Regions from separate parts of the Mus musculus genome. Here regions 1 and 2 are each linked to region 3. The links are chromatin loops, found by intact Hi-C in ENCODE. Cell type or tissue: heart. All regions are shown on one strand.

Region 1 (8,000 bases), 850 kb after region 3:
CTCTCTTCTAACTAAGTGTGACTATGAACCTAAACTGTGGCCAGGGAGATGTTCACAGAACTGCTCTGTGATTTACTCAAGAACGTTTCTTCGATCTGTATGATAAAAACTTCAAGTCTCTGAAGAAAGAAATTAAAGAAGATCTCAGAAGATGGAAAGATCTCCCATGCTCATGGATTGGCAGGATCAATATTGTAAAAATGGCTATCTTGCCAAAAGCAATCTACAGATTCAATACAATCCCCATCAAAATTCCAACTCAATTCTTCAATGAATTAGAAGGAGCAATTTGCAAATTCATCTGGAATAACAAAAAACCTAGGATAGCAAAAACTCTTCTCAAGGATAAAAGAACCTCTGGTGGAATCACCATGCCGGACCTAAAGCTTTACTACAGAGCAATTGTGGTAAAAACTGCATGGTACTGGTATAGAGACAGACAAGTAGACCAATGGAATAGAATTGAAGACCCAGAAATGAACCCACACACCTATGGTCACTTGATCTTCGACAAGGGAGCTAAAACCATCCAGTGGAAGAAAGACAGCATTTTCAACAAATGGTGCTGGCACAACTGGTTGTTATCATGTAGAAGAATGCGAATCGATCCATACTTATCTCCTTGTACTAAGGTCAAATCTAAATGGATCAAAGAACTTCACATAAAACCAGAGACACTGAAACTTATAGAGGAGAAAGTGGGGAAAAGCCTTGAAGATATGGGCACAGGGGAAAAATTCCTGAACAGAACAGCAATGGCTTGTGCTGTAAGATCGAGAATTGACAAATGGGACCTAATGAAACTCCAAAGTTTCTGCAAGGCAAAAGACACCGTCAATAAGACAAAGAGACCACCAACAGATTGGGAAAGGATCTTTACCTATCCTAAATCAGATAGGGGACTAATATCCAACATATATAAAGAACTCAAGAAGGTGGACTTCAGAAAATCAAACAACCCCATTAAAAAATGGGGCTCAGAACTGAACAAAGAATTCTCACCTGAGGAATACCGAATGGCAGAGAAGCACCTGAAAAAATGTTCAACATCCTTAATCATCAGGGAAATGCAAATCAAAACAACCCTAAGATTCCACCTCACACCAGTCAGAATGTCTAAGATCAAAAATTCAGGTGACAGCAGATGCTGGCGAGGATGTGGAGAAAGAGGAACACTCCTCCATTGTTGGTGGGATTGCAGGCTTGTACAACCACTCTGGAAATCCGTCTGGCGGTTCCTCAGAAAATTGGACATAGTACTACCGGAGGATCCAGCAATACCTCTCCTGGGCATATATCCAGAAGATGCCCCAACTGGTAAGAAGGACACATGCTCCACTATGTTCATAGCAGCCTTATTTATAATAGCCAGAAGCTGGAAAGAACCCAGATGCCCCTCAACAGAGGAATGGATACAGAAAATGTGGTACATCTACACAATGGAGTACTACTCAGCTATTAAAAAGAATGAATTTATGAAATTCCTAGCCAAATGGATGGACCTGGAGGGCATCATCCTGAGTGAGGTAACACATTCACAAAGGAACTCACACAATATGTACTCACTGATAAGTGGATATTAGCCCAAAACCTAGGATACCCAAGATATATGATACAATTTCCTAAACACATGAAACTCAAGAAAAATGAAGACTGAAGTGTGGACACTATGCCCCTCCTTAGAAGTGGGAACAAAACACCCTTGGAAGGAGTTACAGAGACAAAGTTTGGAGCTGAGATTAAAGGGTGGACCATGTAGAGACTGCCTTATCCAGGGATCCACCCCATAATCAGCATCCAAACGCTGACACCATTGCATACACTAGCAAGATTTTATCGAAAGGACCCAGATGTAGCTGTCTCTTGTGAGACTATGCCGGGGCCTAGCAAACACAGAAGTGGATGCCCACAGTCAGCTAATGGATGGATCACAGGGCTCCCAATGGAGGAGCTAGAGAAAGTACCCAAGGAGCTAAAGGGATCTGCAACCCTATAGGTGGATCAACATTATGAACTAACCAGTACCCCGGAGCTCTTGACTCTAGCTGCATATGTATCAAAAGATGGCCTAGTCGGCCATCACTGGAAAGAGAGGCCCATTGGACACACAAACTTTATATGCCCCAGAACAGGGGAACGCCAGGGCCAAAAAGGGGGAGTGGGCGGGTAGGGGAGTGGGGGTGGGTGGGTATGGGGGACTTTTGGTATAGCATTGGAAATGTAAATGAGCTAAATACCTAATAAAAAATGGAAAGAAAAAAAAAAAAAGAACGTTTCTTCGAAGATCACCTGCACCTTCCCGCCACCTCTTCTCCATTTCTACCATCTAACTCTCTGTGCCATCTGCCATCAGACCACCTAGAACATCTAGGTGAAAAGGTCAGCTGCTAAAAAATTCAGTGTCACTCATATCAACTGCAACAAGGAAAATCCCTGCCTAACCGCCTTAGTGAAGTAGAGATATATTTACTGTGTGTTCCCGGTTGTCATGAGATGATTGCTTATTTTGAGTATAACATTGTCCAAGCTGCACTTAGCTAGAATGAAATGCAACTGTCAATGATAAAACAAATGAACCCGTGCTTCAACATCGAAACTTTCCTGTTGTAAGAAAGTGGCTAAAGCCACAAGTGCTGACCCAATAGTCTAAATAATTCGTCACAAAGCCTGGCCCACTTGCTACACAGTCAGCCCTAGAAAGACTTTAGAGCATGGCTCAAGATCTCCAGGCTTCCTATCTGCTGTCCAGCCCCTGGAAGGGGAATGGGGAGAGACATGAGAAGACAGTTTTCTTTGAGAGGTTCCCTCAAGGTACAGACCGCGTGCCTGCTCCCACCCTACCGTCCACATGCAAACATGGCTGCTCCTAGCTGTAAGGAGAGCTGAAGAACATGGCCTTTGTTCTGATGGCTGTAAAATGAGGTGGGGGGGGGGGCATTGCTATGGGAGGAAAACAGCTTGCCTATGAGAACATTTTTAGAGCCTCTGCCACACTAATAATGTTGAAAGATGGTAAAAATGGATAGAAGGAATCAATTTCCCTGGGTGCAGGTGATGCTGTTTTTAAAATGAAGGGCAAAAAATAAAATAAAATAAAATAAAATAAAATAAAATAAAATAAAATAAAATAAAATAAAATAAAATAAAACTGAGCAAATGAAAATCTGACTTTTTGGTGAAATTCAAAGGACTCTCTGTCTTCGGCAGGGACTTAAGTAAGGCCACGGCACTCGGCCCTCCCTATGGCTCAAGGTTCTCTTCATTATCTCATGGGGCTAGAAGAGCCATCACCTGCTGCTTTACCTCAACCAACAAGTCCTTACAAAATGTGTGTGTGCCTGGGGCTGATGGGAACATCTGTCTCAGCACGATTTCAGTTAGTCATGTCCAATTTTTGATGCCCAAGACTGAAGGATGGGGGGGGGGCCGGGGGGCGAAACTAAGAGGAAGTAATTTCACTGAGTTTGAATTGGGAAGACAGCAGACAAGAGCATCCTGGGTTACTTCCTAGAGTGTGACTGGGGCAGTTAGAGCAGAATTAGCCTGGGGAGAGGGGAGAGGGCCAAGGAAGACAATGGGGAAGGAAAGTGGGAGGCGCAAAAACTCAGATGGGAGCTGATACACCATCGGAAATTAATTTCATCATCTTGAACCTTTTTTCTGGAGTCAGCTATGAATAATGTATGTGATTAATAAGCAAAATATGCAAAGATAGAGCATTTTCTTTAAAGTAAAAGGGGGAGCAATGTGCTTATAATCTGACAGGGTATTGTTTGCATTCAACAAAAGCAAAAGAAATCCTATTCTTTGAGCTGGAGAGTCTCTCTGTTACTGTTTGTGAAGTTTTGAGCTCTCACCTAACAACATAACAAAGGTGGCTTTATACCTGTCACTTCCTCCCCACCTTCCTCATATGACATCTCTAAGGTAGATGCTGCTCCCTCACGTTCACATAGAAGAAAGCTATGAGGTTCAGAAGTCTTAGGCCAGTGACTTGACTCCTAATAGTGACAGACTACAAACCTAAGAAGCCAGGCTCCAGATTCTCCCGCTCAGTCCCTTACCCTGACATCACGTGGAGTAGATATTTGGGAGACGTGGCAATGATTTACATAAAGACCGAAGCAGGTGCCTCCTGCCCCTTTGGATTCCTTTCTCAGTAAGACTATGTAAGTGAAATCAGTTTTCACTGCTTCGGGGGTCCACTGTGGAGTTGCTCTACAGATTCCTCCTAAACGCACCTCCTCCCGACAGCAGGTGAGGCGTCAATGGTGTCACCTAGTGGTGAAAAGAGGAACTCACTCACCCGACTCCTTTTTTCCACCTTTCCTGCTTCAGGAGCTATTTTGGCAGAGGTGTTCACCCCTTTGAGTCCCCAGTCATTTAACTCCGCCCTAATCGTTTTGTCGTGATCACATGGTCTCATCTTCCTTGGTTCTCGTTATTCTTCTCTTCTCCCCTTTAAGGTGAGAAGGAAGGAAAGGAGCGAAGGAGGGAGGGAGGGAGGGAGGGAGGAAGGAAGGAAGAGCTCTCTTCCCCTTCCCCTTTATTTTTACTAGTCAAAAAAGTTAACCTGTCATCTGGGGACCATCAGATTCTGGAGTCAAACACAACTGCCTCTGAATTCCAGATCCATCACATTGCGAGGCTGTAAGCAAATGGCACAACCTCTCTAAAGAGAAGTTCTCAAATTTATAAAGGGGAGAGGAATTGCCTGCATCTCAGAGCTTTAAGAATTCGGTGAATTAAAATAATCATATAAAGCACTTCATAAGTAAGAATATAAGGACTGTCACTCATTCACAAATGCATAAAATTCTGCTGTCTGCTGGAAAAGGAAACCAGGCTTGTGAGTTAAATTGGTTCTACTAAAGGACCAGAATGTGTAATAACTAAACCCTGCAAGGTCCCAGCAAGTCCTCTCAAGTATCCATCTAGCGAATGGACTTCTTACTGCAAATGCATGATAGTTCCTCTTTATGACAAAATGGGCTAGCTTTGGCATGCGATCCTCACTGACAGGCACTGCTTCCATACAAGTGTCTGCTAAATTCCAAAGAGCCCTAGAGCAGGAACCTCAAGTTCTGCTTTTAAATCTGTGAACAGTCGAACACATTTGACGTTTTCCTAATGAAATTTAGGACCTTTAAATGGGTCTGCTTACAAAATAAAACAGCAGCACACGGGAGAAAAATGTTCAAATTCAACCTGGCCCTAAGGACTGCTTACTTGCTTCAAGCAGAATGTGTATGTGTGTCATACCATAGCACCCACTGCAGAGTCTGCCCCAGGAGCTGAAGACAGAGCGCTGGTCCATACACATGGAATCAGAAACTAAAAGAGGACCATCTTCTCAGCAAATGATGCTGGGCCAGGGGGCCATCCACGTGAAATGAGCTCACTTTGCCCACTTCCCAACATGATGAAAAATTCAACTTAGACTGTGTGCTAAAAAAATTTTAGAAACTAAATTGATAAGCTTCTGGAACAAAATATAGAACAAAACCAAGCCAAAGTTTCTCACACATCTCCAAACTCATGAGACCCAAAAGGCAGACTTGATGAACTCAACTTCACCAATAATTGAAAACTATTCATCAAAAACATTTGCAAAAAAAAAAATTAAAGCCATAGGCTTGGTTAAAATGTATTTTAAAGGCACATGTCTGGTATATATTTTCAATCAAGTACATGTAAAAAATCGCATTTAAATAATAAGGAAATTTAATTAATTTAAACCAACAGAGGGGTCAACAGGATGGTTCAGTAGATAAAGGTGCTTGCAGCCAAACCTCGAAACCTGAGTCCGCCCCAGAGACCTTACAGTGGAAAGAGAGAAAGAGCTTCCACGGTTTAGCCTCTAACCTCCACATACATACATAGCAAACATGACCCCATACACATACATACACATGAATAAATACAATTCTTAAATTTTAGCTATGCAAGAGATTTGAACACCCTTCTAAGCATAACATACAATTATGAGAAATAACTATATTCTCTACACTCTTAGGTCCCCAAAACCACCATCTACAACTAGATGAGTATACCTTTAGTTACATGATACCTTTAGTTATTATAACGCTAGTTATACTACACTTTTAGTTAGTGTAACTTTAGCTATGCACATCTGGAAGATGCTTTGGAGGAGCAGAGCTGCTCCTCCAGAGCACAGTGAGGCGTCACCACATATCTATGGAACTGAAGGATGGGGTAGGATTACAATGAAAGGATGACATAGATTCTATAGGATTAGAACTTTTCCACTTTGCCACCAGAGCTGGACATGGTTCAGCCTCTTTGGAAGGTAGTTTGGGAAACTCTTTAGAAGTTTGTCCTGTACCTACCATGTGAGCAAGCAACGCCCATCTAGGTACAAACAAACGAAAACACATGTTCACATAAAAATCCAAATGTGAATGCTGGCAGAGGCTTTTGTCAAAACCACCCACGTGGAAACCAGTGCCATTTCACTGGTGAGTGGAAACCAAGCTGGTGAGAAAAAAAACTGAAGAGGCGTGCGGCAAGCCACCCTAAAACATGGCTGCAGGAGACCAGAATATGTTAGCCAAAGTATTCGTTACTTTGGTCCAGTTCTCTTAAGAAACTATTGGCACAGGGTCAGCTTCTGGTTTCATGCTTGTCATAGGAGAACTATACTTCTCTAAAGGGGGTCTGTGTATAAGGGGTCTCCCTCTCCACATCAGGAAACAAAGGAAGATGGCCCAGTCAGTAAATTACTTGCTCCAAATTCTTCCTCTATATAAACCTAAGCTTGTGGGAGAATCTCAAAGATGATCTCAGTGGTCCCTGGGTCGTTCTCCAGCAGTATTACATTAATTAGATTTCTCCTTTCTACTCTTTGCCATTGCGCATCCCTTTAATGGATGTATTGGAACCAGTGGCTAAACTTAGCCAGGTTAGAACTTCTGGAACCATGGTTCTTACACCAACACTCTGGTGGCAGCAGTGGACACTCTTAGGAGTTGTCCTTCTGAGGGTCATTGTCTTGCCTTTGCCCAACATCCTAAATTTTAAAGAAAAGTTGCCCCCAGGATGATTAAAACATTAACTAATAAATATTCTTTTAGACTTACAGAGCCAAGAGTGTCTGGTCACCTTTAATTATATTACAGAATTAATATTCTTCTTGAGAGAAGACAGGAGGTAGCCCTAGGAAGGTGATATTGCCACCAAAAGAAAAAGACATCTTCCTTGAATGATGGAGACCTGTTCTGCGTGTAGAATTCCACCTGGTATCCCATCGTACTTTCTTTTTCTTTTTTTTTTTAAGATTGTATTTATTTTATGTATGTGAGTACACCGTCACTGTACTCAGACACAACAGAAGAGGACATCAGATCCCATTGCTGTGGGTGTGAGCCACCATGTGGTTGCTGGGAATTGAACTCAGGACTTCTGGGAGAGCAGTCAGTGCTCTTAACCACTGAGCCATCTCTCCAGCCCCCTCCCATTGTACTTTCTTTCCCTCTCTCCAAAAGTCCCTTCCTCTACATGAGTTCCCCAGGACAGTGCTTTTGGGGGACACTAACACTTCTCTTAATTCTTAGTGGACCAGTCCTTGAAAAACCTAGCATCCTCCCCACCAACTATTGGATCCCTAAGATTAGCTTTCAAACATCGAACAGATGGATTTGGGTTCAATAACACTTGCTTTCTTAGAAGCAATTAAGAAGAGAAAAGCAAACGAAAGCTCAGTAACTCCTATAGAGGGTAAAGGCTCCTTCACTCCCAACAGCATTACATCCCAATAAACACATTCTAAATTAAATAAATCCTAAGTCAAAATGTTAGTGCCTCACTAGCTGGGCATGGCAGCCTATCAGCACTGAGCACTGTGAAATACTGGTTGTTTACTCTCATGTCACTGATAAGAAGCGGCCACTTGATTGGAGACTGCTCAAAATCTTAAAGGAGTATCACCAGCCTTGAAAGTGTCAAATTCAAAATTCAAGGCACAATTCCTACTAAATACA
Region 2 (8,000 bases), 160 kb after region 3:
CTAGTCTCAGTTCTTAACAAAAATGTTACTGTCCCCTTGTTTCAGGGCTTGTAAACCAAGGCTCTTAGGTTGCTCACATCCACAGACTACATTTGGGGTAGCAGCACAAACCCTGGGCTCTATACTTCCAGATACATTTTCAAAGCCATGTCTTTTTGCTGTGAGCTTATTTTGAAGGTAGAGGCTCAGTTGCCATGGGGACACTGTGGACTGCAGGGCTCATTGGATGAGCATGGGCTGTACGTACCAAGCCAGGGCAGGCTGTACTAAGCAAGGGAGGGCTGAACCAAGCAAGGAGGATGCAGAATGACATGCTTGCTTATAGCCAGTTGCTGCTGGATCATCACCTGAAATGAAGTGAAGGAAGAATGTCACTGCAGGTCCTGAGCAGGGCACTGTTGATTCAGTGGGTGGCTTTCTCTCTTCACTTCTGATGCATCAGGGGCAATTTCCATCTTCCCAAACAAGTTAGATGCATCTGACAATTTTAATAAATGTTGTATTAACTCATATTGAAAGATAGGAACTTAAAATTACTTTTGAGTGTCAGGAATACATCCTCTTTATCAGAAGAAAGTAGCTTTCTCCAGTTTTTGGGAACAATTATTAAACAATACTAGACAGAATAAATATTTGTACTTCTATGGGATGGACTTCAAGTTTTCCACACACAATGGTAATGATTTATGCTACTTCTAGCAAACTGGGAATGTTACTAGCAACTATCATACAGAGGACTTCACAGTAAAGCAAGAGCCACAAGAGGATACGATGTGCAGGAGAAGTGGTCCTGGGTTTCTATCCACTTCATTCCTGGGCTCAGTCAGAGCAATAGCTCATTGCATCTTCTCTAGTCTGGAGGTTGCACTCCTGTTTTAGCTGAGTTCCAGGTTTCCCTGGTATTCATGTTTTGGTTTGGGTTGGTGGAATATTGTGAATTTGAGGACCTTCTGCCCCTAGCTCATCTTGAACATTTTCCTCTTGTCCATTTTCATGGGTGGTTTTTCAAAGGACCTCGCTGGTCTGCCAACTTAGCTCTTGCTTCTTGGTTCTCAGACTTCCATCTGCAGGCAAGTGGGGCCATGGGATCTGCTAACATGCAGAAGGAAGATAGCAGCTCTTTGTGAACTCTCGGGCCTGCTGCACAATAAGCCAGAACAACACAGAGACAAGATGCTTTGGAACGTCTGGGAGTCTCTGCTGTCTTATTACATACAAGGTGATGAGGTCATGGCTTACTGGTTAGCTTATATGGTATAATTAAGAGATTTGTTTTTTAATGTGATTCATCTTATGAAAAGTTGACTCAGAAAAGTTTTAGGGGAGAGGCAAGCCCTATGTGAAAAGATGTTGGAAAATTACCGTTTTCTTCTTGAAGTTTTAATTCATGAAAGGAAAATCCAGGCAAGAATAAGGAGAGCCTCAAGGAGCCTGTCTAGGGTTTCCTGGTAGCAGGGGGTTTGATTACTTAATGCTAAGAAGACTAAGGAGATGACATTAGCTCCTAGGGTTTTTCCTCCTATGGAATGAAGGCAAAAATAGGAGCTGATTATTAGTTTTTACTCCGGAATCATTAAATCTCTCTGTGTATGTGCTTGAATGAAGCACATGTTTCCTATACATATCCATGTAATTACAAATCAAATATTATAGTAATGTACACCTTAACAATTTTATTGTGTTCATCTGTTGATTCCAGACAGAATCCTTTCAAATGCAGTGCGCAAGTTCCTCCTGCTGTTAGTTTCTTGCTTGGGGAAGGTGTCAGTCCTCAGGCAAAGTACCTACAAATACAACTGTGGTTAGAATTGGGTGTGGTGGGCTTCAGGGAGGGCTCTGAAGTTTCTCCTGCAGGGTGCTGCTAAAATGAATAACGGGAACCAAGATCTTTATCTTAGTCTGCAGAGAAGCAAATTCGAGGTACAGGCAAGGAATGTGGAAACGGACGTTTTAAATATGCTTTCATTAGACGTGCTAGTTCAGTCATACTTTCGAGATTCTATTAATAGACTCATGCCCCGTTTTGTTTCTATTTAGGACCCTGGCATTTCCTGCTAATTCAAAGGAAGAGAAGAAAATTAGTGCCTGTTCTTCATCATGTCTGTATGCTTTTCTGTTCTGTAGCCTCAAATGCCTGCGAGGCCTGTGAGCTTGAACCTTAGCATAGACTAAGTAGTAGTTTCCCTTACTCTACTCATGGTTGTTTTTTTTCTTTTACATTTATTTAGTTATTCATTGCAGGGGGGGCTGGGGGGGGTGCTGGGGGAGGGGAGGCGGTGCTGCACATTTGCCATAGCATGCTTGTGAAGGTCAGAGGACAACTTTGCTTTGGTTCTCTCCTTCGCATCATATGGGTCCAAGGAATCAAACTTAAGTCACCAGGCTTAGAGGCAAGATCCTTTTCCTGCTGAGCCGTCTTGCCATATTCTTGAAGTTCCGCCATTTGAAAAACTGACATAGGATTCTCCAAGTTAGACCAACTGTTTTTTGTTTGTTTGTTTGTTTGTTTGTTGTTGTTTTGTTTTTTGTTTTTTTTAAAGGTGAAACTGGAGCCAAAAATGGATTTTTTTTGGATCACACATCTCCTGTCTCCTGCTGCCGGTGATGAAGCTGCCAGCCCCACGCCAGTGGGCGGAAATAGATACCAGCCCTGGAGGAAGTACTGACTGCTTATGGGCGCCTGCCACCCTCCCTGCTTCCTCCTCTTCGTGTGGAAGGAAACCGTGGGCTTTCCTGGGCATTTTTTCTTATTCTCTTAATACAGGGGAACTGAAGCATTTGGCTTTGGTTGTTTGGATAGTGAATCTCAGCTTGGAGGGCTTTCCAGAAAGCAGGCGGCTCCGGTCTCTGAACTCTAACTCCGTTTCTCCACCCCCCTTCCGGTGCTGTGCAGTTCTTTCCAATTCCTGAATTGACATGTACAGTACTAGAAAACCTGCAGAGAGCGCCTGGAGGTCACAGCCTGCATGAGCTTTCAAGCTGGAGAGGGCTAAGTGGAAGGAAGACACTGCACCCCTGGGATTTCCTCCTGCAAATGAGATGAAATCTATATAAATGTACTCTTTCCCGTCTCATACCTTTTATTCGATTTGCATACCACGGATCCGATGACAACTCTCTTGAAAAGTGGTGAGAATTCTTAGGGAAATGCCAAATATCTACTTCTCACCTGATAAAGTGATTCTCATGGTCACAGTATGAACTTCCACTGCACGGAGAATCCCTCAAGGCATATATATGTGTGTGTGTGTGTGTGTGTGTGTGTGTGTGTGTGTGTGTGTGTGTGTATGTGTGCGCTGTACATTTTTTTTTCTAAATTCTGTATAGTAAATCCAGACCTGTATCTCAGGGGTGAGGTGTGGGAGTGGGTCAGGGAGCATGTGAAGAATGGCTGTATCTAATCAGACAGCGAGGGGAAGAAGGCCTTATGACTGTCTCCTAGCACTAACAATATACCTGGGTCATTTTGGTTCCTAGTTTGTACCCAAGAAAGATGAGAAGTGCTGTATTCGTTTTTAGTTTTGCTCAAGGTGAAGCATGAAAATGATTTCTTTCATTTCAGCTCCTTTGACTGTTTCAGCCACAGCGGTTCATGCAAAGAAACTAAATCTTGGAAAGGAAGGGGCTAACCCCTCCCCATGCTTGTGCTCAGGAACCACATGATGACCATGACAGACCATGACCAGGACATCGGTGGGTGCAAAAAGAAGAAACAAGAGCACAGGGAGGAAGGAAGAGCTGGGTGGCATGGGGTGGGGTGGGGTGGGGGGAGGATTGCAACTAGGCATGATCTTGCTTCAGGGCATGGAGCCCAGAAAGCCCAAGACCAGAGGGCTATGCCTAGAGCGAAGCATATTTTTCAGCAGTGCTCCCCCCATTTGGGGGACATATTCTAGGATGGAAGTAGAAAGATTGTAATGGAATGTGGCACGTGAGCTCATTTGTGAAAAACAAAACAAAATAAAACAAAAAACCAAAACAGCTTTAATTTGCTACAGTGCTGAGTTCTGAGGCAACCATGCAAAGATCTGTTTCTCTTCCTCCTCTTCTTCTTCCTCTTCCTCTTCCTCTTTCTCCTCCTCCTGCTTCTTGGTTTTTAAAGATTCATTTACTTATGCAGATGTCTTGTCTGCATGTACATCTGCACACCAGAAGAAGACATAGGAATTCATGGGACTACAATCGTATAGGTTGCGAGCCTCCATGTGGTTGCTGGGAATTGAACTCAGGATCTCTGGGAGAGCAGCCAGTGCTCTTCACCGCTGGTCTCTCTAGGCCTGTTGACATCATTTTGAATGTTAAATTATAAGCAACTTTTCAGGCAAAGCACCCCGTCTCCCCACAGCTGCATATGGTGTCCCTGCAAAGGCAGGGGTGAATGTTGGGGTCCATTCCTCCACAAGATACCTCGCCCCCCAGACACTTAGGTTGATAGCCAAGTCCCCTCTGTCAGACATATTCTCTTGGTCAAATCTAGACAGCCCACCTTCCCGACACTGCTATTCCTGGGAGCCGAGCCTGGTGCCAGGCTGTACTGAACTCTAGATGAAAGGGCTCTCTTCTGACAGGCAGCTTGCGCTAAACCTTGACCTTTTTGAGCTTTGGGAGGTGGACAAGGGAGCAGAGGGGGACGGGCAAGGAGGGGCTGTGTGGTCACTGCTTATAGAGAGTCTGTTTACCTGCCTTCAAGGGTCACAGCCATCTGAATGGGTTTCTGGGACTCTGCTCTTGGGTTTGGTTTCAGAAGACCCATACTGTGGAATTCGGCTCCCCCCCAGGGCCTACCCCTTGCTCTTTGGGATGGGACTTTAATTCCCCAGTGTGACTCCAGCCTTTCAGGGGAGCACTGTAGCTTTCTTGCAAGCCATGTGGATGGCTGCTGTAAGTGGACTTTACTGTTGTTGTATAAACCTTCATTTAAAATTGACTATAAAATGTTTCTGAACCTGCCAAACACGCATTAAAATATTTTGCTCCATTTATGCCTATGTGTAACATTTGGTTTCTAAAGAGCTTTAATCAGTGACTTCAAGTAGGAAGTTATCCATCTTTATTGCCGGTTGGTTCTCAGTGGTGGTCGGGGCAACAATCTTTTTATTGCTTCTGTGTTTAGTTGTTCTTTGACATGATAGAAGTCAGCTGCAGTTCAATGAGCTCACTATTTGTGCAACTTAATTGCTTGCTTCCTCCAATACATACTCAGTTTTTCCTTTTATGAGCGGGGCTGTTGGAAAAATTAAGCTTAAGGATATGGCCATCCACTGTTAATTAACCTCCTTCCCAAACACATTAGTAAAATAGGTCAAATAGCTGCTGAGTGCTAAGTGTACTGTTACCAGGGTCTTCCTGGGCTGAGAAGTGGATCCTGTGTTAAGTGAACAAACGCTGGTGCTTTGAGCATTCTCTGGAAGCAGGCATGGCATAGACCGATGCTAACGGCCCTCCCCCTCCCCTGCTGTACCACAGCCATCCCTTCTGGGTGGGACCCCGAGCTGCTTAGATTGTTTCTTTCTGCAAACATTCAAAGACTTTCTTCCTTAGGTTATTGCCTGTTTTAAAGGTGGGGGGGGGGTCGGACCTAAACCTAGCTTTCTCTTTAGTCACCACTGCTGCTGTTTTGGTTCATCATTCCTAGCATAATCTGAATAATGTGAGGTCTAGATGTGCTCGAGATGTGTAGAAAGAAGGAAACTGATCTATCAAAGCAGGTTCACAGAGACCTCATCTGATTCTCTAGGTGTTGATTCATATTAAGGTGGAAAGTCATTTAATTGCCAGGAGGAGGGGTTGGTTGGAGCTTTCCCAAGTGAAGAGAAAGTATTTTGAGGTTTATATGCATTTAAGAAAGAAAGAATGAATAAATGAATGAAAGAAGGAAAGAGAGAGTGAGAGAAAGAAAGGAAGGAAGGAAGGAAGAAAGAAAAGATTTCTGAATTTGGTGAAAGGTAAGAAAATGCAAGGAACAAATTTACCCTTTTAGACAGTGAGAGAGCACACGCAAACAGAACTGAAAGGAAAATGTGTGAGAGAGAGAAGGATGAATCCGGTCATCTCTACTGTCTGATTGAAATTTCACAAGTTAGTCTTTGTATGCCAGGGGATGAAAAAGGAAGGAAACATAGCTGCCCCAAAGAAACGTCATGCTGATAAGTACAGAAAATTTTCTTTAGAAATTACTAGTTATCACCTAAATCTTGCAAACATTTTGGCAAACAATCTACATTTCTGAAATTGTCCTCCCTGATACAGTGACTGTCAGGCTGTGGTGGGCCAGTGCCCTTCCCAGACCTTTTTGATTCCTAACATGGACAGATTTCCACCTTATACTTACAGTTACTGTAGAGGGCATGCTACAGCATTGCATTTTTGTAGTGTGATGTCAGAATCCTAGAGACACAGAGTCAGTATTGAACTGCTATCCTGATTTTCATACTTTCTAACCCAAGATAATGACCCCATGGTTATCCTGGAGGATCTCTGGACATTTGTTCTCCTCAGTGAGGCTTGTAGCAATGTGCTGGGTCATCCCCAGGAGTTGTGAATTCTAGGGGTTACATTTTCTCCCATCTTTTGTCTGACTGATGCCTGAGATGCAAATGGTGGGCTATAGTAAAACTGGAGAATGGTGGGAAACCTTACTTCAAGGTTGAAAAAACTTGTCAGGAAGAAGAGGAAGAGGAAGAGGAAGAGGAAGAGGAGGAGGAGGAGGAGGAAGAAGAAGAAGAAGAAGAAGAAGAAGAAGAAGAAGAAGAAGAAGAAGAAGAAGAAGAAGAAGAAGAAGAAGAAGAAGAAGCAGCCCAAGACGATGGTTATGAAACAGCGAATTTTGGAAACTTCTAAGGCATTGTCCTGATGCTCTCTCTATATATCCCTAGAGCCCTGCTGATGGAATCTAGCAGCACCGTTTTTGTTTCACATTCCTTCTAAACTAGTTGCATCCAGGAGATTCTGCCAGGTCTCGCTGAGCTTCCAGGAATCCATGGTTTGCTTGGCTCTTGGATTCTTCTTAACTTTAAGGAGTGTGCTTTCTCTTCTGACTTTGCTAGTAAGTCATGATGGACTTCAATAAAATCTGGACAAGGAGCCCTAACAGCCACGAAATGCTTCCTATAACCAGCAGGTGGCACTGTGGATACTACAGTGGTGAAAACTGGGATGTAGGCAGCAAAGATAGGGTGGGGGGCTGGAAGGATTAGGTAATGCAGGTGAACCTACCGAATTTGGGATTAACAGGCCATTTTAGACAGCTCTAAGCAGCCCTGGGCTTGCAAAGCTCCTTCCCTCCTTCTCTCCCTCCCTCTCTCTGTTCCCGCCCTCTCTCTGTTCTCTCTCCTCCTTCTCCCTCTTTCCTCCTCTTTTCCCTCTCTCTCCTCCCTCTTTCTCGTTCTCCCTGTCTCTCCCATCTCCTTGTCTCCCCCATATCCTGTCTCCTTCCCTCTCTCCTCCTCTCCCTCCCCCTTCTCCCATTTTCTTTCCACTGGCACCAAACGATGGCTACTTAAACTTTCCTTGCTGTGTCTGCTGCTGTTCCAGGTTGAGAAACAGACTCAGGAAGATGTAGTGAATTTTATATCAACATCTACTCACATTATGAGACCACAGTGTGTAAATTCAAGGATGGTGTGTAGAATAGGTTACACTCTATGCTCATGACCCATTGTCCCACTAGGGACACAGGTTATTTTGGTTTATTTAGTTATATCAAGGAGATCAGGACATTTCCCTGATCTCTACTTGTCTCAGTACTCTCTGTCATGTGTGGCTTGTTTCTTTAGAAATTTATTGGAGAGAGAATTATGTAAATCAATTTTTAGAAGATACCCCTTCTCTGAATAAATTTTCGTACTTTTCAAAGTTCACGAGGTAGTTGAATTGAACAGAGATGGCCACAACTATTCGCTCCAAGACACCAGCAAAGGCACAAGGCTTATGGGATTCTCTTTGAAGGAAGGAACTTGTAATCAGAAACAACTTTCTCTGTAGCTTAGACCAGGGGCCAA
Region 3 (8,000 bases):
AGGAAGTGGTCTGCAGCACATTTTAGTTAGTAACTGTGGTGGCTAGGTTTCTGTCAATGTGACACAAGCGAGAGTCATTTGGGAAGAGAGAGCCTCAGTTGAGAAAATGTCTGAATCTGGTTGACTTATGGGCAAGCCTGTGGTGCTTTTTTGTGAGGGATTATCGATGTGGGAGGTCCCAGATCAATGAGCAGTGTTATTCCTGCGGCTGTGGCCCTGGCTTCTATAAGAAAGCAGGCTGAGCAAGCCAGTGAGTGCGTGCCTCCATGGCCTCTGCTTCAGCTCCTGCTTCCAGGTTCCTGTCGTGAGCTTCTGCCCTGACTTCCCTCTTCCCTAACTTGCTTTTGGTCATGGCGTTTTATTTCAGGAATAGAAGCTTTAAGACAGTAGCATTGATTTTGTTTCTATTGGATGCATCTTTGCTTTTACAGTAAATTGTAATTACATACAGTAAAAATCATGCTTATTTGTACATCACTATGCAAATTTGGGCTGTTGCAGACAGCGATTACAGCCTCAGCCAAGCAAACAGCAGTTCCATCACCCCCTCCAGAATTCTTTTCTGCCCTTCGTATAAAATCAAGCATCTCTCCACTTTAAGCAATCTTGGGCTTTTTTTTTTTTTTTTTTTTTTTTTTTTTTATAACTTACTCAAGGAGAAATTCTTATAGAATTCACCATTTTTTTTTTTTCAGGTAAACAGTTCAGTGGTATTTAGTTCACTCACTCGGAGCCACCACCATCTCTGGTTCTTCCTGATATCTTCCTACTATGCCAATGCAAAACTCCTTGCAGCCTTCTTGCCTATCCCTGCTCCCACGATCCTTTGCAACTGTAGACCGGTTTGTATCCTGACTGTGTTGATGTATCTATTTGGAATATTTCAGATAATGGGATCATGCAATATACGACCCTTTGTGCGTCATCTAATGGAGTGTTCTGGAAGTTCACAAAGGTGGTCTGACTCAGCCGTTCATCCTCCCTCACAGGTAAACACAGTGAGGCCCCAACAAGCCGCCTGGAGTCCTGATGCTGCACATCACAGCAGAGTGGAGACTTTCCTGTCCGGAGGAAGCGCTTGCAAAAGAGCCAATAGAAAAGTAAGAGCAAGCGGGCATGAAGGGGCTTCATAATCAGAGGCCAGCTGTGGTGAGTGTGCATGCAATATGTGACGGAGGCAGATGTGGTTTCAGCCTCTCATTTGACCCCTGCCTGAGGACATTAAGCTGAGGATGTCAGCAGGTACCATGTAAAAACATATTTTGTTTTGCTCAGTGTCTTAGCCCTTTTAAAGACGCGTTAGTTAACGTTGATGCAAATGGCCCTTGCTAGGAATTGATAGCCCTGATGTGTCCTGCAATGTTGTTTTCCATGGCTTCCTTTCTCATTCCCACCTTGCACACCGTGACGCTTCCAGATCGCTAACCCAGTGATTTTTCTCATTTTCAGAGCTTTGTCATGTGCTTAGGGCCCATCAGTGTCTGTAAGGTTATGGGGTCCCCCGTCTGCTCTACCACAAGGCTTGGCCACTCGGGGAGGCAGGACACGGGGAGTTGACCACACTTACCCCACGCCATCCCCGGGCCTGGGACACACTCCTGGGGTGGGGAAGTACAGTCTGAGGCGTGGGACAGCCAGAGCTAGTGTAGGAGTTCCTGGGCCTGTGGTGAGGCTGGGGTGTCTGGTTCTTAGGCTCTTGGACACCCAGGCACCACTAGGAGCAGAGGAAGAGCTAAGAATGGAGTGGGGGCCCATAGGCTGGATGTGGCTCAGGACCCCGGGGCGGGGAGAACTCTAGCTGGTCCCAAGGGGGAGTTCTTGACTTGATGGGCAGCAGTCTTGGGCTTGGTGGCAGCTGTGGCTGGGAGCACAGAGAGGCCTTCTAGGGGAGACTAGATGGTGGCTCTGTAGGCAAAGGTCTTTGGATCCTGATGAAAAGAGGCAGTCCATGGTTTTAAGGCACTTATTGTCATTTCAGAAAGAGAATGAGTAAAACCATACCCTATTTCTCAGGGTGGGCCTGAGGTTAAATGCCTTTTGCCGGGAGGAGTGTCTGGGAAGGAGAGTGTATTGGCTAAGTCCTCCAGGCCTTTAGTTACGTCATTAAAATGGAGCTCTGCCTTGAGCCTATGTGACTACAGGTCACATCCTCTACCTGTGGGGGCTTGAGGTGTTGCCCTTATGTGACTGATGGCCACCAATCTGTGGGGGCTCAGGCTAGTGACAGGAGCCTAGTCCCTGGGAACCAGGAGAAGCGCCTACCATCCCTTCAGGATCACCAGGTTTTTGAGCCTTAGCTCAATGGGGAACAGGTCTACCTATCACGGGCCCACAAGTGTCTACTTTACTTAGGTATCCCTGGCTTTGACCTGTGGGATGTCTTTCTGAGAACTGACCTCCTTGCTAGTCTTGTGCTTAGCCTTCCCCTTGACCACTCTAGTCTTGGGTGCCTCCCCATGTGTGTAGCCTTCCCCCTGACCACTCTCGTCTTGGGTGCCTCCCCATTTCAAATGTCAAACCTTCTATTATAATAAAAGAGAAAGATCTTTTCTTCCAAAATAAGTTTTTTTTTCTTTCTGATGTGAAAAATCTGTTTGTGGCTGTATCATTGCAGTTGAAGTAGCTGGAACCCTTTTCATTGGGGCATTCTACACTGTGTCAGAACCTGTGTCCTCTATGAGCTGGCACTAAACCAACCAACCAATAGGGGGCGCTGCAGGCCCCTTGCAGTCCAGACAGAACAAACTTGAGGACACAAAAGTGATATGATATTTCAAAGGCCACCACAGCAGGCTAGCGTTAGGAAAAGCGAATCCAGTAATATATTTATTTAATTCCTTTTCCTGCAATGTTGGGACATGGGCCACATGCTACACAGTGCTTACTACTGAGATATATCTCAGCATGGTTTCTTCTCCCTCCCCTCCCTTCCTCTCCTGTCCCATGCCCACCATCACCCCCTGTACCCTCATCTGCATTTTTAGCACCCCCAGGCTAGCAACATATCAAGACTCTGAAATTGCAATCTTCCTGTGTCAGCCTTTTAAGTGGTGAGATCATGCATGTGACACATTCACAGTATTGCCCCCTCCCTCCAGTTTTGAGAATGAAACCCAGGGTCTCACTGAACCACACTTATTTTTTTAGCATTGTATTAACAAGCTTCTACATAACAGTCGCCTTTTCTTTTAAACTGTGTGAAAGCCCTCTCTAGGCTGAAGTTGAAATGCAGTCTACAAACAGCCCAGCCTCACAAGAGCACAAAATCCAAAGAAAGAAGAAACCAGTGGGCCATAGTCTCTCACTTTGCTTTCCAGACTTTCATTGAGTTGAAAAAGCCAGCATGAGGCAGGTCCCCTTCCTTGGCTTGCTCTGCTATGGAGTTCAACACTGGAAGGCCTGAATGGTGAAGCCGGCAAGGAGCAGTCAAATGGATGGGAATGCCAGCAACCGGGTGAATTATTACTTCATTCCTGGCTGACGAGGCAGGAGGTAAGATGAGAAGTGAGTGAAAAAGCCTGTGGGCTCCCACGTGGACTGAGGGAACCAAAGCCAACACGGAGAGGACAGGTCAGAGTTGAAAGCTACATAAGGGTGGAGCTGGGCAGCATTCTGTCTAGTGAATAGGTTTGGGTTTGTAATGGCTATCAGTCAGAGGTTGCATAAAGACAGGGTGGACTTCATCTACCTCAAGCCCCCAACTCCTGTAGTTCTCAGGGACACTTTCTCATTTTGGTACTTAAGGTGGCCTGGATCTTTTAAAGGAGTGAGCTCCACTACAAACGTCGATGCCACTTTTAGAGGTGCCACGTACCCTCCCTTTCTTTTTCTTTCCCAAATAGATCCCCCTCCCCAGTGCTGGGGGCAAGGGAGCTGTGGTGTGTACCACTTAGATACTTGTTTCTGGTGACTTTTTGTTCTGAAAAAAAAAATCCATCCCTATGAAATTAACAAAACAAAACAAAAAACTTACAGCATATTTTCATGCTTGCACCCATCACCTCACCTCTCTCTGTCTCTCTGCCCAATCTCCCCACATATCATTACTTCTTCAAATACATTCATACTACAGCTGAATGGCTGGTGTCTTGGACTCCACCTGTCTCATGCCCTTACCACAGGGACCAAGAAGGCTTGGTATCACTCTGTTGTTCATTTAGATATCACAGTCTTGCATTTCTAAACTACTTTGTAGTTTGCCAAACATGAGATGACCATCCCACCACATGTTGTCTCCTAACAATCACATTGTAAGCTAGAATACCTGTTTTATTTTCTCTCCTCATTCTCTTCCTCTCTCTCCCGTCTCTCTCCTTTCAGCCTACAGAGGGAGAATATTGCTCAAGACAGAAGATGTTGAATATTGTTTATATTATAATTGCACAAAAAACTTTTAATTTTTCTTCCTTTATATATTTCCCTCCAGGTTCCAGTAACACAGAACTGGCTTGCCACAGTGGAATGTGGCTGACAGTCATTTGTCAGTCATACTGTTAAATCCAGTTCCAGGCTGGGTTTAATAGTAAACTGCAATCTAGACTTTTACCTTTAGAGGGCACTCCTGTTTTAATAATAGCATAGCCGCTGGCCCCAGACAAGAAGCCAGAAACCCTTTTTCTTACTCTGTAGTTAGGAGATCCTGTACCCCTTTACAGACAGACAAGAAACTCATTGTTGCAGATTGCTTGTTCCCTAGTAACAAAGTTATCTTGTAATTTGTAACCTTTGGTTACAGTTCTGTTCAAAGTGGGAAAGCTGAGCTGCTAGAACGAGCTCTCTGGAATCTCTTGCCTTGCCCTTGGTGGCAATGACTTGCACGCTGGGAGCTGCAAGGGGTCATTCAAAAATGGCAGAAGGAAGCAGTCATTCCTTCCCTGAGAGCCTCCATTGAAAATGCATTTCCCACTTCTCCTGCACCTCCCAGGGTCTTAGGGGACCTGCTTTCTTCCTCTGCTTTAACCTCACCCCCTCTCCCTTCCTGTTGGAGACAAGTGAGGAACAGCAAATCTGCCCTGCCCAGCACTGGCTCCCTTCAGCTCCCTTGCACCTTCCTGGGCTGGCTGGCTCCCTTTGGTCCCTTAGTCTTCAGTATCAGAGAAGCCTCTCAGAAGAGCTGGCCTCTTTCTCTCTCTCTCTCTCTTTTTTTCCTTTTCTTTTTTGTCTATCCCATCTGAATAGGTTTCTCCACAGCCAGACATTTTTAATTAACAAAAAAATCAAATTATGGTATAATTTCACATATCATGAAACCCACCATTTGAAAATGTCTAACTTAATTAGCTTATTGACAGTATTGCAAACCATCGCCAACCCTCTGAAGTAACCCCATGGCATTAAGAAGTCACTCGTGGGTGGTAAGACGACCAGTGAAGACAATTGCCAAGGGGCCTGGTGACTTTCTGGGATGCACACAGTAGAAGGAGAGAGCTTGACCTTCTGCAAGCTCTCCTCCCTTCTCCGTGTGTGCACTGGGGCATGCAAGGATCCACTGCCCTCCACCATAGAAACAAGTAGTTGTAAAAGTTGACAGAGAAGCCATTCCCCTCCGCCATTCTTCCTAGTCCATCACGCCCAGAGCTATGTCCTGTTTCTGCGTTTACCTGCTCACCACAATGCATCCTCTCTTCTCTTTAGTTCTTCAGGCCAGAAACAAAGTTTGATATTTTTCTGGAGTGGGCATTTATGTATCACTTTTTCTCTGAATCCATGAGTAACATGTGGAGTTCCCTCACAGCCTGCCTGGCAATAAAATTCGAGGGCCTTGTAACATAAGGAAGTAATCAGCGAGGGACGTGACCACTGGGGAGCTACTGTAGAAGAGACCAGTCTGTAGGTGGGGCCTGAGGTCCCTGCTTCAGTCCACCAAGAGAACATCTTCCCCTCCACTGCACTGCCAGCTCCCTGGGACTCAGGTCTCCCCTAAGATGTTTCTGCTATTTACTTGCAACCCACAGAGGCTAAGTGCAAAGCGTTGTACACGTTTCCAGAAGACTCTTTGAGGGCTGGGTTAGGACGCAGCAGTAAGTAGAAACAGGATTCTCAGAGAAGCCTCACTCCCAGGCATAACGCGAGCCCCACTTGCGTCTCTCCACAGGGTCTGGTAGACCCTCTGATCGTTTCTATGATTGCATCCATTTTTACAGACATCAAATGTAGGGGGTTGGTGGATTTGACTCAGCGGTTTGACTGGGGTGCTGACAGGCCAGCCTTACTCTCAACCGCTGCTCCCGTGCAGCCTCTCAGACTCACTCACACACGAGCACAAAGCCACGATGCAATGTTTACACATGACATCTGCAGCCGCATTATCGCTCCTACTAAAATGGCTCACAATGGCATCATAAACAAAGAAGTATGTTCCTATCCCCACAGCTGCTGTGCACTGGGTAAAGTGTCCACCAGAGGTCCAGATATCCCTGGGTTAGAGACTTGGCCTCTGGGTGGCACTAGTGGGAGGTGATGGGACCTTCAGGAACAAGGGTCTAAGTCTTTAAGCTCTTGGTGGCAATGACTTGCATGCTGGGAGCTGTAAGGAGTCATTCAAAAACAGGGAAGGAAGTAGGCATTCCTTCCCTAAGAGCCTCCATTGAGAATGCAATTCCCACTTCTCCTGCACCTACCCCGGTCCTAGTGGATCTAATTTTGTCCTCTGCTTTAGCCTTTCTCATTGAGAAGTACATCTCTCTTTATTTTTTTTTTCAGATTCCTTTTTTTTGTTGTTGATTTTTTTCATTTCTTTTGTTTTTGATTTTTTAAAAGATTTATTTATTTATTATACATGTAACTACACTGTAGCTATCTTCAGACATTCCAGAAGAGGCCATCAGATCTCATTACGGATGGTTGTGAGCCACCATGTGGTTGCTGGGATTTGAACACAGGACCTTAGGAAGAGCAGTCCGTGTTCTTAGCCACTGAGCCATCTCTCCAGCCCTGAGAAGTATATCTCATTGAGGATGTACTTTTGAAGATAATATAGAACCGTGGTGTCTTAGTTAGGGTTTTACTGCTGTGAACAGACACCATGACCAAGGCAAGTCTTATATAAACAACATTTAATTGGGGCTGGCTTACAGGTTCAGAGGTTCAGTCCATTATCACCACTGGAGGATGGCAGCATCCAGGCAGGCATGGCACAGGCGGAACTGAGAGTTCTATGTCTTCATCCAAAGGCTGCTAGTGAAAGACTGACTTCCAGGCAACTGGGGTGAGAGTCTTAAGCCCACACCCACAGTGACACACCTATTCCAACCAGATCACACCTATACCAACAAGGCCACACCTCCAAATGGTGCCACTCCCTGGTCCAAGAATATACAAACCACCATACCTGGTCAGGTCTCTTAAAGTTATTCTCTCTCTCTCTCTCTCTCTCTCTCTCTCTCTCTCTCTGTATGTGTGTGTCAGAAGACAACCTGCTGGAGTCAGTTTTCTTGTCATATGGGTCCCAGGAGTCAGAGTCAGGTCATCAGGCTTGAGGCCAAGTGTCCTTACCCACAGGAGTCTCTCCCTGGCCAAGCCGACCTCTTCCTGTGTGCTTCTCATTTCCTGATAGAAGCTGCTTGCTTGACCATGGCTCTTGCCACAGTGCGTTGCTCTTCCCAGAGGCCCCAAACAATGAAGTCACTTTATTTTGATGAATAAACCGGCAAAGAAGGGTTTTTTTTTATTTTATTTTTTATTTTGTTATACAGGGGAAGTGACCACCAGGGTGTCCTTGGAAGTGGAGTGACTGGGTGATGTTGGGAAGAACTCCCATCTGATTGTACCTTCATGTTTCTCAAGCAAGTGGGTCTTGGAAGGAGGTCGACCCCAGGAGAATGTACTCTTCACAGCTTAGGCATGTGTTTTAATCAAGCTCCCCCCACCCCCACCCCCCAGGGTCAGAACGAGGAGAATGGGCACGTAGATAAATGGAGATGAATTGTAAGGCATTGGTTCACACATCATGGAGGCTGGGGAATCCAGACCTCCTGAGTTGTCCCACTGGAGACAGGGGG

What was found. A loop is a pair of places that touch in the nucleus more often than their neighbours do. Peaks named below come from ENCODE experiments on the same cell type or tissue, not always from the same donor. Only the 100,000 strongest peaks of a DNase experiment are listed, where the experiment ranks them.
Region 1: a loop joins it to region 3, with 11 times the contacts of the local background. A loop is called at or near these places in 20 of 42 quality-filtered maps.
Region 2: a loop joins it to region 3, with 5 times the contacts of the local background. A loop is called at or near these places in 8 of 42 quality-filtered maps.

The regions. Positions count from the first base shown.
Region 1 is chr14:45,874,796-45,882,795 of GRCm38, reverse strand. No RefSeq gene overlaps it. Among named protein-coding and RNA genes, the nearest start is that of A530076I17Rik, 210 kb to the right of the region's middle. In heart, a CTCF peak has its summit at 4,279 (motif pointing left); no DNase peak of the experiment used is centred here; H3K4me3 peaks cover 328 bases; H3K27ac peaks cover 327 bases.
Region 2 is chr14:46,564,306-46,572,305 of GRCm38, reverse strand. It overlaps Rubie (RNA upstream of Bmp4 expressed in inner ear), which reads left to right. Exons shown (of 5, transcript NR_046459.1): 2 at 1,057-1,219; 3 at 2,038-2,103; 4 at 2,541-3,129; 5 at 3,563-3,975. Among named protein-coding and RNA genes, the nearest start is that of Rubie, 7.5 kb to the left of the region's middle. In heart, a CTCF peak has its summit at 7,111 (motif pointing right); a DNase peak (open chromatin) is centred at 6,975; H3K27ac peaks cover 2,553 bases.
Region 3 is chr14:46,720,651-46,728,650 of GRCm38, reverse strand. No RefSeq gene overlaps it. Among named protein-coding and RNA genes, the nearest start is that of Cdkn3, 36 kb to the left of the region's middle. In heart, CTCF peaks have their summits at 2,712 (motif pointing right), 4,560 (motif pointing right) and 6,402 (motif pointing right); a DNase peak (open chromatin) is centred at 6,420.